2 separate regions of the Homo sapiens genome follow, and region 1 is linked to region 2. The links are chromatin loops, found by intact Hi-C in ENCODE. Cell type or tissue: PC-9. All regions are shown on one strand. Each heading gives the region's core, and the rest is flanking DNA. Links, peaks and the distances in the headings are about the cores only. Region 1 overlaps LOC105373897 (a long non-coding RNA gene). Region 2 overlaps LOC105373899 (a long non-coding RNA gene).

Region 1 (8,347 bases), core at 246-8,245, 130 kb after region 2:
GTTTTTTCATATCTTTTTCATTCTCAATGTGTTTTAAAGACGATCAATCATGATTCCACAATTGCACATGTAAGTTGCCTTATTTTCTCGAGAGAGAGTTGGATTGTACTCAGAGATTTATAATCATTTAAGATTTCTCTTTATTTTCATTTTTTTCCTTTCATCCTGGAGAAATTTTTTCTGCTTTAGTCAACACCATAGCCTGGCATCTAACACACTACCCGATTATTGACTGCTTAAGTTTTCGATCTTTTTTCCTTCCTGTTTCCTTTTTTTTTTTTTTTGAGACAGAGTTTCGCTCTATTGCCCAGGCTGGAGTGCAGTAGCACGATCTCAGCTCACTGCAACCTCCACCTCCCAGGTTCAAGTGATTATCTTGCCTCAGCCTCCTGAGTAGCTGGGATTACAGGCACCCATCACCACGCCCGGCTAATTTTTGTATTTTTAGTATAGACGGGGTTTCACCATGTTGGCCAGGCTGGCCTCAATCTCCCGAACTTGTGATCTGTCCGCCTCAGCCTCCCAAAGTGCTGGGATTACAGGCATGAGCCACTGCGCCCGGCCTCCTTCCTGTTTCTTATCAGTTAGAAAGTCCATCTCTTCATCTCAGTGAAAAAGAAGAAAAATTAAGTTATATAGGTCTTCTGCCTTCTCTCATTTAATATTAACATTAAAGCATCTTTCTCATCTTTCTAGCCATAATCAACAAATCTGTTCCTCCTCCATTTTCTGAAGACAAAAGGTAAATCTAGTTTTATATACATAATTTTCATCAAGGTGATGAAAATAGATTCCAGGAGGCACTTTCAGTTTCTTACAGTGAGTTTACTGATATTAATAGATCATTTGGAGCCTTTGTATAACTGTTTCTCCCCTCTAGTCTGTATTTCCAACTTAAAAAAAATAAAAATGTAGTCGTATTAAATAAAAATTTTAGCAAATTGTTATCAGATTTGCGATAGAAACATCCCATTAAACTTTCAATTTAGGACTGATGGCATTTTTGTAGCTTCTGCAGAAGTATATACTATTTTGATATTAACACATTTTATAAAATGGACTAATTATCGTGGAAAACATTATTCATTTAATTATTTGCTCAGGGTTTGCTCTGCTACCTATATTTCATATATGTATATGCCACAGTAGTTGGCAATAACTGAGTGGTCAGAATGGTCGAGTGTCATACATTGAAATGTTTTCTATGGCACTGCTACAGGGTTCCAGAGGAAAAGTCCTAAGTATGTGCTTTTGAAGAAGAGGATGATAAATTGTGACTACCTATGTTGCCATAAGGTAAGTGATTGTATATAATCGGTTGAATCTTGAAAGGTACTGTAAGCTATGCGTTTAGTGTTCTGCATTTATAAATGTTACAGCCACACTTAGATTGTATCTACTCCTGTAATGAGAAGGCAAACTGTGAAAGAGCAATTTGACTAATTCAGTCAAAATTATCATATCAATCATGTGGATATTTCAGAGAAAAGTTTTAAGTGCCTGGATTATCAAAATAATTACTTTATTTATCCATTCCCTTTTCTCTGTGCATATGAAGAGATAATCTGATAGCCTATTTTTTTTCTTTTTAGGAAAAGATATTCATTTAATATTGGGAACTACCCAATATAATCTCTGAAAACCTTTCACAGTTTTGCATCTGGCTTCTTTTGATAAATATTATCTTCTCACTTTTATAGCAGTTTTTCCAAAGCAAAGAGCATCTTTTTCCGAACTTATTTGTCAGTATAATACAAATTAAAAATTGAAGCATAATATTGTAGATTCTTTTCTCACAATATTTCAAAAACAGCCTTGAATTGAATTGGATCATACTGGCTTACTCAACTCAGTTAAAACAAAAAAGAAACTAGATACTGACGGCAATTTTATTCGTCTCTCAAATTTACAATAACCTTAAATTATTTTGCTTGATTTGTTTTTACACCAATCATTTAGTTTAATTTATCACTATACAAAATCTGAATAGGTTATCAAAGTACTGAAATATATAATTCTCTTAGAAAACATGTGATTCTGAGATTGTACTTCTTTTTCCACCCAGTGAAAGATTTTGTTACAACCTGCAAGAGAATTTTCTTACCAAAAGATAGCAATGGGCTGACTAGTTAAAAATGCATCCATCTGTTGGTTTGCTTATTGCCTTGCTATCTGAAACATGCAGATCTGAGTGGGTTGCTTTATTTATGAAGACCCTCTAGCTGTGAGAGCTATGAATCCATAGCTTGCATTCATAAACATAATAAAGGTTAACATTACAATAAAAGTTACATACACAGAGTAGTCTGTGTTTTTTAATAAATTTGAGTTTTTAAACAAGTAATTTTAGAAAACAGACCTTTTTATATAAAATATAAAATAGGATTCAGCTATTCTCCTTATAGAATTTTTACAGAAAATAAGGGATTTACATACAAAAACATCAAGTTGCATATGACCTGGTTCAATTTTTACTTTCTTTATAAATAGTAGAAAATTACCTTGAAGTGATTGAATTTGAAACTTGATTCTTCCCCAAGGAAAATATGTGGAAATTGATAGAGCTAAGATTATGTTATTTTATTAGAGTTGAAAGGGACAATCAAGATGATCTAGATTAGAACATTAGGCTTAAAGAGATGCATCTACTTGTCCAACATCAAACAATACAGAATCTAGGGCTCTTGCCTTCTAATGTGGTATTCCTTTCATTATTTAACATGCTTTTGTAGTACCCTGAGCTAACTTGTTTGATTTCCATGTTCTGCTTTGTTATATTTTAAGCATAATACACTTTCTGTTAATTAAGATTGTATTGTCTTTGGAAGAGAGCAATTTTGACTGATGTCTGTATTTCAATGTAAATTTCAGATGTGAAAAGATGTGAAAAGAAGCTGTGGCTCACGCTGATAGCCAGGCAAAGAGACAGCTTGCACACATGTACACACATACACCCATGCATTCTGCAACAGGTAAAGTCTAACATAAAATACTAAATATAAAAACAAATTAATCTCTGAAAGAGACAGTGCATGGGAAGGAGATGATTCCCGATGGACTAACATTGCAGCCGTCTCTGGTAAGACTAATAACAATGTTGAGAAGATGGAACCTTTTTACACTGTTGGTGGGAATATAAATTAGTATAGCCATTATAGAAAACCGTATGGAAGTTCCTCACAAACTGCAATTAGAATTACCATGTTATCCAGAAATCCCACTTCTGGGTATTTATCCAAAAGGTTTGAAATCAGTATGTCTGCACTCCTATCTTCATTGCAACATTATTCACAATACCCAAGTTATGGAATCAACCTAAGTGTCCATCAATAGATGAATGGATAAAGAAAATGTGGCATGTATTCAGAATGAAATACTATTCAGCCCTTAAAAAGAAGGAAATTCTGTCATTTGCAACATTGTGGGTGGAATTGGAGAACATTATGCTAAGTAAAATAAGCCAGGCACAGAAAAACAAATACTGAATATTTTCATTCATAGGTGGAATCTAAAACAATCAAACTCATAGAAGCAAAGGGTAGCATGATGGTTACAGAGCCTGGGGGGTGGAGAGAATGAGAAAATGTTGAGACCAGGCGCGGTGGCTCACGCCTGTAATCACAGCACTTTAGGAGGCCAAGGCAGGTGGATCACTTGAGGCCAGGAGATCGAGACCAGCCTGGCCAACATGGTAAAACCCCGTCTCTACTAAAAATACAAAAATTAGCCAGGTGTGGTAGTGTGTGCCTGAGATCCCAGCTACTCTGGAGGTTGAGGCAGGGGAATCGCTTGAACCTGGGAGCCAGAGGTTGCAGTGATCTAAGATCGTGCCACTGCACTCCAGCCTGGGTGACAGAGCAAGACTCTGTATCAAAAAAAAAAAAAGAAAAGAAAGTGCTTGACAAAGGGTACAAAATCTCAGTTAGACAGGAGGAATAAGTGTTTTCTTTAATTGATTGCATAGCATGGTTAATATAATTAATAATAATGTATTGCACATTTTGAAATTACGACAAGAGTAAATTTCAAATGTTTTCATCCCAAAAAATGATAAGCATTTGAGCTGATAGATATGTTAATTAACTTAACTTAATTATTCCACATTGTATTCATAAGTCATAACATCACTTTGTACCCCATAAATATATACAATTATAAATTGTCAATTTATAATAAAAGAACAAAGAAAAAAGACTAATGACAAATGGGAACAGTACTCTTCAGTAGAAAAGTACTTGTGAGACTCTTTTAAAAAACTTTCAATTATATTAAATAATAAAAATGTATGGTTCTTTTTTTTAACGATTTACTGTAATTACCTGTGACTTCACCCATTGAATCACAAATTAAGGTGCAAAAATATTAACAGCAACCAATTATTTTGTGTCAAGCACTCTGTTTATGACTTTATATAGAGTGTCTCACTTAGTTCTTAAAACAGTCCTGAGTTAGTCACTATTGTTAGCCCCATTTTAGAGATGAAGAAACTGAAACTCTCATGTAGACATACATTTCCCTCCTAGAATGTAATAAAAGTAAAGAGAATTACTGTGTGCGAGATGAGAAGCAGAGAACATGAGAGCTGAGAAGAGCTGAATTCAAATGATCAATGAGGGTCTTCCAAATGATTGCCTCCCCTATTTTGGCCTTAAAGCACTGAAATCAAATGTGAGTCTCAATAAAGTTACAAATCACATGTCATGGGCAATCAAGGCTACTCTCAAATGGTCAAAACCGCCAACATTACATCTGTGTGTGAGTCTTCTATGCCATATCCAAGAAGAAATCAATTTTTAGATAATGCTTAATTCTGAGAATATTTTTAAAGTTCAGCCAATTTTAAATTATCTTTGATTCCTGGAAAAAGTGAGAACAAAGGTAAAAATGGAATAGCCCTAGCTTCTCTAAACCTCATTTTAACCACCAATTGGCTATTCAAAACCATCAAACTTTTAAGCACAGTTGCTAACAATCAGCTAAGCTATTTGTGTTTGTTTGGGGATTTATGCCTTTCCTCTCTTTGTTGGGGGCAAATAACCAGCTAGAAGCAGCAGCAAATGTCTGCAGCTTTGGAAAACAGTCCTCAAGCTCCTGAAACCCAAAGTTGACTGCAGAGACAATAGGAAATGTAATGAGATATCCTGTTTACAGAAGTGGGCACATTTGTCCAATATGATATAACACAAGTCCATTCACTTTCGTGTGGCAGCAAGCAAGTAACTTCATGAAAATCTAAATTTGTTCCTTCAATGGCTATAATGATTGGACCCCATAAAGAAAGTCAATGCAAATTCTATGTGAGCACAGAAAAAAAGTAAACCTCCCAAAGTTTTGGGAAATTTTTCACCATCAGCTACTTTAATTTTATTTCATGGATTAGTTACAGACTAATCATTTATGAAAATATATATAGGGAAATATCCCTCTATACTGTATACATTCAGAAACTTATTTTTATGATTATTATTTCCCAAATGAAATACACTGAACATACATTGAAAAAAAATATATGTATTCCACGGTAAAGAAAGAATTAAAGAGAAATTTAATAATATGGATTTAAAAAAGAAAATCAATAACTTATCTTGAGGCTTAAAGAGGCAATTGTATACAGGTGCTGACTTTAATTAAGTCTATTTTTTCTTTAATAACCAACATCCTTCCCCCTCCTTTATATAAATTGCTTTTATTCTGAGTTAGAAGCTAAGAAGTATTACTTAGCAGGCATATTCTTTGGAAATAATGAACCTCTGTGGCTTGCAGAGTATTTCTGGGTTTGTGTGAGTTTGTGCCTGTGTGTGCACATGTGTGATATTTGTACAGATAATCTCCGGGTACACTTTGTATTGAAATACACCAAACCAACCCAAATTGAATTCTAAAGACCAATATTATTCTTGGCTTTATCTTACTAAAGAAGACAACTTACTAAAAGCCAATATCTATCCATAACCAAGTATAATTTATTGGGAGTTTCCAGAGCTTTAAAATACTAATTCCGAGTACTATTTCATTTATTCTCAACAATTTCATCATTTTGAAAATTAATCAACCGTCAAAAAAGTTGAACACTAAATGATACTAGATTTAAATTCTGCATGTGTTTTATCAGAATACGAATAGCAAAACATATTACAGAATTATAAATATGTAAATTATCTTTGAAAAAGAATCTGTGTAAACTGAGTAATCAATAATATGGCTTTAATTTTAAATGTTAAAAGCTTTATCTTTGCCACACTTCAGTCGTGTGTGTGTGTGTGTGTGTGTGCACATAATTTCCCAGCCTTCTTGCCTTCTTTGCATTTCATAGCCTTTTCTATTTTTATACTAAGTATTAAAAAGAAGCACTGTTTTTAGAGATTATGTTCAGAAAAAAAATCACAAAATTATTTTCTTGGTAATTATTAGCTTTATGCTTAACAAGTTTAAGGCATTGGTGAATCAAACATTTGCCAAACATTCCCCATGGATTTGCCAAGCATCTGTGTTAACATCTCAAATAAGCTCCAGGGTTATAAAGTTATTTGCTCAGGTTTATTGGTTATACTCTTGCCCCTGAATAACTACTGCTGCTTGCCTTTTGCCTTGCTAGATGAGAAACTCAATTGTTGTAAGAGACAGACGGCAAAACAGACAATTTATATAGGTAGATAAACCATAATATTCAAATTTATATCATTCACAGTTTTTACTTTCATACCTTCTTATCTCCAATAAAAGAAACCCAGAAATAGAAACACAAGAAAAGTAAAACTTGAGTATGGCTAATGTAAAAAGTTCATTTTAGTATATTATTATCTTATAACGTATTACATATTTCAGGTGACATGTGCCTTAATTGAGACAGAAGCAAATATATTTTATTTCTAATGACAAGGTGAAAATAATCTCTTTATTTTTAGAGAATATCAGGTTGCTGGTAGTTTTAGTGAAAAAACTTGGAACATTTTGTATAAAGATCCTGTAACTTTAGCTGATCAGGAATATGAAGTCAAATTTAAGAGACTCTATAATCAGAATGCAGATGGCACCAACTAAAAACAAAGTAATAAAAATAAGGCCTATGCCTCAATTCAGGCTCTTTTTCTAGAGATCAAAACCTAATTTGTATTAATGACCTATCTGACTTTTCAGGGAAGTAATGCACTGTTACAAATAGAAAGGTCTTAAAAGTGTGGCTTCGTATTATAAGATGCAACCTCCCTTCAATATTAAGACATTAAATTATACAGGGTGAAACCTGTACAAAGTAATAAGCAGAACATTCCTCCTGCTTCTCTCCAATTAGCAAAAACAAATGTTCCCAAGTAATTTTAGGAAGAGATGTTAGTACTTACAGGTCAGCTAAGAGTCAGTCAATCCAAGAAAGGGAAATCTAGACACATCGGATCACTCACATTAGGATAGAAACTAGGGCTATTCTTGGGCTCCAACCCCTGTTAAAGTACAGCAAGGGTGCTTTATTCTTTGCCTCAACAAGTCTTGGAATGGTTGACTTCCAGGATGATTTTACATTACACTGGTGCTAGGCTGCAGATGTGGGGGTTTGGTATATGTGTTTGCATTTTTGTGTGTGTTTGAGAAAGCAGTTTCTGAAGGAGCTATACACCAAAAACCTCCCACTAATAGTCTCCCACCCCCAGCGTTTGAAGAATCCCTTGTGTTTCTGCCACCCCTCGCTTTTTCCATCTAAATGTGGTGCTGGGCCTCAGGAGGTCTTGGCACACAAAGATTCTATCCAAGGCTGTCACTTGACTGACAGCAAAAAGGTTGCAGGAAAATGGACAGTGGTGTGTAGGTGGACATGGAAAAAGCAAAGAACTGAGCAGATTAAGTCAGAATACAGCAAGAGGAAGGTTCTAAATCACAGATTATTCCAGACTTAGAGCTAGCCCACAGTGATTGTTAACCATGTGAGGTACTTATGTATAAGAGCTTTAAAGCCAGCTAATCTTATTCTTAATCTAAATCAGGTTTTTAAAACAAGTACCCTAGTTTATAAATAGATGGCTATCTATTACACATACATACACATATTGTAAAGTGCCAAAAGAAGTGTATTGCTAAAGAAAGCTAGAGGTGGGAAGACCCAAAGCACCCTGAAGATCCTCACTACTTTTGCAATTCATTATGATTTCTACCTGTGCAATGATTTCTGCATTGCAAATTTAGTTCACTCAGTATCTTAACCAGGGTGATCCGTAAATAATACGGACACAACTAGGCATTTATCAGAGTATTTTAAATTGCAACAATCCGAATGAAAACTATACAAGTTTCAGATGAGAACATAATGAGACACGAAGGAAATGGGGCCAGCTTTCCTGAGCTGCAGCAAACTGAC
Region 2 (8,347 bases), core at 299-8,298:
TGTAATGAGTACTGTGAAGGAGAAATTTACAGTGGTATTTGGGTATATAGCAGAAAAATTTGTGGCACATTTCTTTCTGACCCCTTGCTCCTGCCCTCTGCCTAGAATATCTTTCTCTTATTTTTATTAAAATCCTCAAGCAGCTTCTCACACGAAGGCAGATGTCCCTCCTGCATGTTGTCTTTCTTACTTAGTTCAATAAGAAGCACCCTTTCTTCACTTTGCATCCATGGACACATCAGTTGTCATTTTCCTTATTCAACATTAAATTTTAGTTGAGAAGGATTTTTAAAATTTCCCTCTATGGACCAGTCTCTGAAAGCAGGGGACAATCTCTTGCACATCTTTATAAACTTCCGCATACCTAACATAACACCTTGCAAATAAAAGTTCAACATATGTGTGTACTAAGTTAAAAATCATGTTAAAATCCAACTTAGAGGATTCTACCCTTTATGTGTCAAAAGTCCATTTCAGTAATTTTACTGTTGTTTATTGTTGAAACAATAAAATATGTCCAACAGAATATTTTAAAAATGTGAAAAAGTATAATTATTTCATATTTCTTTTAAAATGTAATACTCAATGTGTGTATAAAACTGTAACAAAGTTTTTTCTTGTTTTTTTTTTAATGTTCCATATTTTAAAAGTTGTGTATAGTAGTAAAGAATATAAACAGAGCAGTAGGACATACAAAGAAAATAGTTCGCCTTCATTCCCTATTTTCACTCACAGGATCCTATTAAATCCTCAAAAACACCTTGTAAGTGAGCATTACGGTTGTCCTAATATTGTGAATATTGTGGAGAAGAGGCCTGCATGGCTTCCAGAATGGTGATCCAAGCAAGATTGCACAAACAGTGGAAGAGCTGAACCTTACCCAAGATCTCTTACCTACCTGACCTCTTCTCTCAAGAAAAATCTCTCTTTTGTCACAGTTTCCATTTCCTTCACTAGTGTGCTAAAGCTGGTCTGACAGAAAAGGGAAATTTTTATTTATTCATTCTGTCTCTATGAACCAGACATTGTGTTAGGTGCTGGTGTTATAATGGTTAGCCAAGAGCAGATTGAGTCCTTGCTCCCATTGCTGTAACAGCCTAGCTTTGTGGTTTGAGAGGTGTGTGGAAATAAATGAAGCCTGTCCAAATGAGAACAAGCAAAGACTATCATTCAGAGCTTGCTGTCACAAAGAGAAAACCATCAAGACTTGCATTTGGTAGAGACTCACAGGCAGGCAGAAGAATGAGAAAGCATTGCAGTGGAGAAAAGGGAGGGCTTCAGGTGTGCCCTGATTGGAGGTTGTTGGCATGGGGAAGCGGTAGATGGTCTAACTAGAAGTGGGGCATCTTATGTGATTGGGTGGGAATATGGATTCAATTTTTTCCAGTTGGTCCTAAATTGGAAGCTGGGGCAAAAATTAAAGAAGCTGTCAATTATTATTTAAGTTTTGGCTGTTTGGAGCTGATTGCTACAGGGGTTATTGTTCAGTTTCCCGGGCTGGTTGATGCAGATAGTAGTTTGTTTTTTTAGATTCATTTCTGTAGATAGGTTGCCTTCCTGGGCTGTATCGCTGCTGGTTGTAGGTCAGAGTTTTATTTTTATATGTTATCTGGCCATTGTCTGCTTGTATATGCAGGTTCTCAGATACAGCTTTCAGGGTTTTCTGTTCTTCAACCAAAAATGGTCTATTTTCTTTTTTAAATTATACTTTAAGTTCTACAGTACATGTGCAAAACATGCAGATTTGTTACATATGCATACGTGTGCAGTGCCATGGGAATTGAACAAGAACACTTGAACACAGGGTGGGGAACATCACACACTGGGGCCTATCATGGAGTGGGGGGATGGGGGAGGGATAGCATTAGGAGAAATACCTAATGTAAATGATGAGTTAATGGGAGCAGCAAACAGTCTATTTTCTGTGAGTTCATTTCTAGGTTGAAGACTGGGGCTTCCAAGCACATTTTTTCACAAAGAGAAAATGAATAATAGCTATTTTTGAATGATCATCCAATGTATTCCAGACTAAGCCTGATAAATGCAGCCCCTCATTCAATATTCACAGTGATCCTGTGAGGTAGATGCTATTCGTGTTTTCATTTTACATATGAGAATGCAGAGACACACAGGCATTAAGCAACTTGCCCAAAGTCCCCTAGGTTAGAAATGGAGGAACAGGGATTTTGAGTAAATCAGTTTGACTATAAACATTTGATTTTAACCCATTTACTCTAATCTGTGCACTATAGTCTCCCTAGATGGCCCTCAGCAAATAACAGTTCCTTTTCTTACAAAGTCCAAGTATGACAGTAGCCACCCAGGCTACTGCATATAGCTGCATATATACTGCAATAGCAGGGGTGAAGAACAGAATCAGCGGCACTTTGAGAACAGAATAAGTGCTTGGGTCCTTCAGGAGGACAGACATAAAATACAAACACAAAGAGGCTTTGGTGGAGGACACCAACATTCTGAGAAACAGACATATCTGTGGTCAGCTGTTCATAGTTAAGGACAGCTTGTGACCTTTTTATCTCTGACATTTCTGTGGTCCAAAGCAGAGTGTGTATATATCAGTTTTAGGTGCCACATAGATGGCAGCAACATGGCATAGACATTCCATAACTATCTTCCTATGCCTCCATCCCCTGAAACTACCATGGTTTAGTCATGCCCTGTGTACTGCTTCTTACCATGAATGTCATACTTTTCTCATTTATGGTTATTTCTTTGCTTCCAGACGAGGGAAAGGGCCTTCTGAGCACAAGTCTTTGTGCACAGTGTGTGTTCAGTTCATTTGGCTCGTGTACCAAGAAGGGCAATGAGAAACATTGTGATTTTTCTTGCTCGAAAAACAACTCCCTGAGGTTTTAGAACTAAATTATAACTTAAATCAATAGTTTGACCTTAAAGGGTATTTTTCGTGCATTTGAGGCATGAGAAATGGAATAATAAAAAAATTCTCTATATTTATATAGTATTGTTTCCAAATGATTTGCTCTTTTTTTGTAATAAAAATCCTAACACTGTTGAGATTATATAAATCTGTTAGTTATTTTACAGTAATCCTAAACATGTCCAACAACGTTTCTTAATTATTCCATCTCCTTCCATTTGTCTTAAAGCCATGCTAATAATGAAGTCGAACTATGATTGGAGTGATGGCGGTAGGGTTTTGGTGTCCTGGGCACATCATAATCTAAACATATCAATTATAAGGAAGGACAGGACACTCTATCACTTCAGTGTAACTAGGTGAGGCACTTGGGAAGTTCCACTAGCTCTTACAAAGCACTGATATCCTGTTTGGTAAATGACTGTTCCTACATGCTAAGTGGTATGATCCTTAAAGTTCCCATTGGCACCGCATTCTGGAAATACCACTAACTGGTTGGGACATCCTGACATGGAGTGACCGAAGACTGGCCAGACAGCTGATGTTTCTCTGAACATGATGGGTCACCACTATTAATCTACACCTATGTGGTGGAATTTAGGCTGGAAGTGAAACCACTTTACAGTGAGGGTAAAGAATGCTTTTCTCGTGCACAAATTGAGTGAGTGATGTAATCTCGCTCATTGTCTGTCCTCTCTTTTCCACTCATTCCTCCTGTGACCACGAACCAACTTTTTCATGAGAATTTTCCAAGGATCAACTGACAGAGATGTGTTCATTTTGCATTCAAGGCCTCACTTGCAAACCTGGCTAATGTGTCCATCACCAGTGCAAGTACCTGAGCTTATTCTCCATGCTGGACCCTGTGCTAACCGTTAGTTCCAAAACATCCACGCCAGCTCAGGCTGCCTGCCCACCAGATACCTAATCCATTCTCATATCTGTTCAGGTCTAGGTTTCTGGTTCTGATTCCTAACTGATTCTCAATTTCTGGCTCTATATCTAGATTTAGCATTTCCCCAATAGTCTTGGCTGTCCACATTGTGCTTGAAAATACAATAGAAAACGTATCTTTCATTCTGCAACCATAGAAACCAGCCCTAGTTTTTATGACTAACTGGTTCCAGTTAGTCATTTAATAGCTGTGTCAACAGGAGCAGCTCCAGAAATGTGGGGGAGGAAAGTGCATAGAGCCTGTGGGTCAGATTGAAGTATAAAGGTCGAAGATAATATAGAATTTCTACGAAAAGCTCAGCATGGAAAATTAAGATATAATAAAAAGAGCCTGCTACTTTTTTTCTTTAACACTCCATTGACATTGTGAGGTTCTAAAACCTGTAGCTAGCAAATGTGAAAAATGGGATATAACTATTTTCAGACTAGTCTGAAGCTCCTCCAGCTTGAGAAGGGATACTTACTTCTGCAATAAACTTTTTGAAGTTTTTACAAACACCCAAGTCATGGAATTGACCCATGGAATGCCACCTTATACTGATATTTCTATCCAGTGACAAGAGAAGTTTCATGCTGATAAAAAATGGAGGAACCTATTTCTGATTGTTGACTCAGCACTTTGGTAATTTAACACTGGTTTAATATACAATTAGCACAGTTCAACTCCACATCGCTTAAACCTACTGCCTGTAGAAGCCAGTTGCCTCATTAGAATGACAAAGTAGAGACAAGGGACTCTGAACTACATTGCACAATGGAATCCCTTTTTTTCCCTCCCCCAACCCACGCCCTACTTCTCAAGAATTTAATTTTCACCTTAATAGAGGGAGCTAGCATCCAAGAAAAATTTCCAGGGAATGGGTAATACTTACTCAAAGATTACACTGGTTCTCTAAACCACAAGACAACTGTCCATTTAAAAGGTTAAGGAACTCGAAAAGATTAAGTGGGATGATGCATAGTTGTACTTCATAAAACTGTAGGTTGTATATAAAAATAAGAATGAACGCACTTGTGTGATTTTGGCATCATTGTTATGTAAATCCTGCTGGGACTCCACAGTCCCGTTCAACTCTCCTCTCTGCTAAGAAGCTTACAGTGAGTCCCAGCACTCACTCTCCAATCTCTCTTCTCCTGCCCTTAGTACCATGATTTGACATTTCACATGCATAAATTGTCACGAGGCATGGCTATTTTCTTTCCAACCCCTGAGGGAAGATATTTATATATCTCCAGAAAAATAGACACTTGATTTATTTATTGACCAAGGGATTGTAAGGAGACAAATTTGTCAAGACAAGGAATTCCTAGACAGCTACATCTGATGTGTCTACGTTCCCCCAGCCTGTCTCACTTTTGCCTTGAGACTTGTTGACACCAACATCCCAGGGTAGTTGTGAGCATCACGTTAGATAATATACGTGTAAATTCATTGTAAACTGCAAACTGACTGCAAATGATTAATGCTGTAGGATTACATTCAAAAGTTTAAAACAGAATATGTATATAAAAATATTAAAGTTAAATTAAGATTACTCATCAAATATCAGTTAGATGCGGTAGTATTTCTTCCCTCCAGATTAGAGGCTTAAGGTAGAATATGGGATACTCTTAAATTCAGATCTTCATACAAATTCAGAATTTGCCAATGGCTTTTAGTAGTCTGAGCTTTACTTATTTTCTCCTGTGAAATTAGGCAGTTGGCTACGTTGATTTCTAAATTCTCCTCTGCTTCTGCAAGTAAATAAAATGTTGTAAGATTCAGCTTTCAGTCATTTCATTTGCATAAAAGACTGCTGGTTGAAGAATAGTCTATGGGAAGTCTACCAAATTTTGTAGCTCATTTCTCTGACTTAAAATGCAGTCTTTGATTCCAAAATTCTTCTAGTATTAGATTATCTCTATTAACATACATAATTTCTAAATTATTTTTTATTGGAGCCTTTAGTAGATGTGTAGCACCAGAGAAGATATTTGGCAATTGAGCAGGAATTAATACTATATTGCAAGGAATCTCAGTGTAATATAAGGAGCTATTTCATGAGTTAATTACACAAACATTACTTGATATAGGAGTCTTGGGGAACAATAACATTTCAGACTATGATGCCCAGAAAAGGCTTTACAGAAGAATTTGATATGAGTTAGGATGTAGTAAGAGATGTAAAAGGGACATCCAGCTGAGGATGCAAAGTGTAATAGTGCAAAGGTGGGAACATACAAAGGATGTTTTTCTGACAACCAGTAAAACAACCTGATTGCAGCAGAAGGTCAGATGTGGTGGTGGGAGATAAGGCTTGAAAAATAGGTTAGCCCTAATTAGGGATGGCATTGAATGACACTGAAAGAACTTCAAAGAACTATATCCTTCAGGCAATGGGGAGCAGGTTCCAAACTTTCAAGAAAGACAGTAATGGATTGAAATTTTATATTAAAAATAAATTGCCATCATTCATCAGCATGAGTTGGAAGAATAGACAATGACAACAAGCAAAACTATTAACAGTTTATTCCCACTGTCCAGGCCTGCATTGATAAAGTCTTGAACCAGGTCGCCAGCAATAGGACTTGAAAGAAAAGAAGAAAAGCAAAACACTGGGGAGGGAGAATTGTCTGGGTAGGAGCAACAAGTGAGAGGAACAAGACAGAAATGCCAGTGAGACTTTAGTTCTGGAGAACTGAGCACATTAGTGGTGTTCTTTGAAGAGGAAGAGGAAGTACTGGAAACCAAGCATATTTTGAAGATCCTAACAGGGTCTTCAGTTTCTTTAGAAAGTGAATTTGTATGGTGGAAATAGAGTACAGGAGGGAGGTAAGTATTATCAGAAGTGCCAGGAGGTGATCCTTTCTGATTGAGAATAGATGACTTGGTAAAGGCATTATTGGGGGAGTTGAGAAGAGTCACAAAAGTCAAACCTGGTCCAAACCTTCTTTGCACTCACTAATGTGTGGACCTGGCCCAGAAACAAGAAAACTTGATTTTTGGGGTCAGACTCTCCTAGCTCTACCTTCCAGCTCTACCACTAACTGACTGTATGACCTTAGGCAAGTTACTTGACTACCCGTGCCTCAGTTTCCTCTCCTGTAAAAAATAAAGGACAATAACAGTGCTCACCACTTAGGATCAAGTAAACACATCTATATAAAGGGTTTGGGACATACTATGTTATTTTTATTAACTTTTCTAAATTTTTATTTTCTCTTGTATAGAATTAGGTTTTACTTATGGACAGACTATAAAAATTTACTTAAGGACAAACAGAATTAAATATAAAAAAATTCAAAGCTCTCCGCAAAATCACTGGTTTAATGCCAGTGTCACTTTAAATAACGAATCCAATCACTCAATAAATATTTATCATGTACCTGCTATATGCCAGATACTTTCCTAGTTATTGAGGGCGTGTCAGTGAAGGAAACAGATGTGCCACTTGAGACCAAGTGGGGCTGGACAGGCAATGAACAAATGGGTAATCTGATGCCACGTGAACAACGTAAAGCAGGTCAAGGGAAGAAAGAAGAAGGGAAGTGGACTTAGATAGGGTGGTAAGGGAATGCCTCTCTGGCAAGGTGATATTTGAGTGTAGTTTTAGCTGAATGAAATGAGGAAGGAAGCCAAGCAGTTATCTAATGGGAAGAGCTTCCAGAGAGAGACAACTACGGATGCACCATGCCTTCTCAAGTCAACATGAACTCTGTTGCCTGGAGGACCTCAGAGTGCTGTGAGGTTGGGACACTGAGTGAGAAGGGAGAGGTGTGAGGTGAGGTCTGGTTAGGGCAGTTCTGGGGAACAGTACTGCTGGAAAATGTAAAATGCAAAGTTATATGCAGTAAAATGCAAGCTATACATGTGATGTTAAATTTTCTAGTGGCTACATTAAAAGAAAAAAGAAATAAGCAGTGAGCTTAATTTAACTCAATATATTCAAAAGATCATTTCAGCACACAATCACTATAAAAATGTTACCTGACATGTATATTCTTTTTTTGGGGGGCATTGAGGTGGGGGACACTAAATCTTTGAAACTTGGTGTACATTTTCCACTTACAGCACATCTCAATTCAGACCAGCCACATTTCATGTGCTTAGTTGCCACATGTGGTCAGCGGCTTCCATCCTGGATGGTGCAAATGTAGAGTACAGAGTGTTGTAGCTCGTGGAAAGGAATTTGCATTTTATTCTAAGAGGATTTGGAAGCCATTAGAAAGTTTTGAGTTGGGAAAGGTGTATGTGTGTGGGTGGGGGGAGGATGAGGATGACATGATTTGATTTCATCTTTAAATCGTCACTCAATAGATGTTTCATCAAGTATGAATCATACTTCACACGCGTGGTTAAACAAGAAATAGCACCTTGATTTACTTCTTTAAAATCAGATTAAACCCAGTTCCAAACCTTGCTTGCTAGGTTGACATTTCTTCCTAAACATTATCATGATTCCTCTTCCTTCTTTTTTCCATTTCTAAATTTTAAATTAATTAATTGGGTGTTTG

Evidence for each region. A loop is a pair of places that touch in the nucleus more often than their neighbours do. Peaks named below come from ENCODE experiments on the same cell type or tissue, not always from the same donor. Only the 100,000 strongest peaks of a DNase experiment are listed, where the experiment ranks them.
Region 1: it touches region 2 in a loop (2.1-fold over the local background); 6 of 110 quality-filtered maps call a loop at or near these places.

The regions. Positions count from the first base shown.
Region 1 is chr2:221,580,360-221,588,706 of GRCh38, reverse strand. It overlaps LOC105373897 (a long non-coding RNA gene), which reads left to right. Exons shown (of 3, transcript XR_923939.2): 2 at 697-742; 3 at 1,220-1,296. Among named protein-coding and RNA genes, the nearest start is that of EPHA4, 12 kb to the right of the region's middle. In PC-9, for the core only: no CTCF peak of the experiment used is centred there; no DNase peak of the experiment used is centred there.
Region 2 is chr2:221,712,305-221,720,651 of GRCh38, reverse strand. The region is part of intron 5 of LOC105373899 (a long non-coding RNA gene); the gene reads right to left. Among named protein-coding and RNA genes, the nearest start is that of EPHA4, 140 kb to the right of the region's middle. In PC-9, for the core only: no CTCF peak of the experiment used is centred there; a DNase peak (open chromatin) is centred at 4,031; H3K4me3 peaks cover 634 bases; H3K27ac peaks cover 924 bases.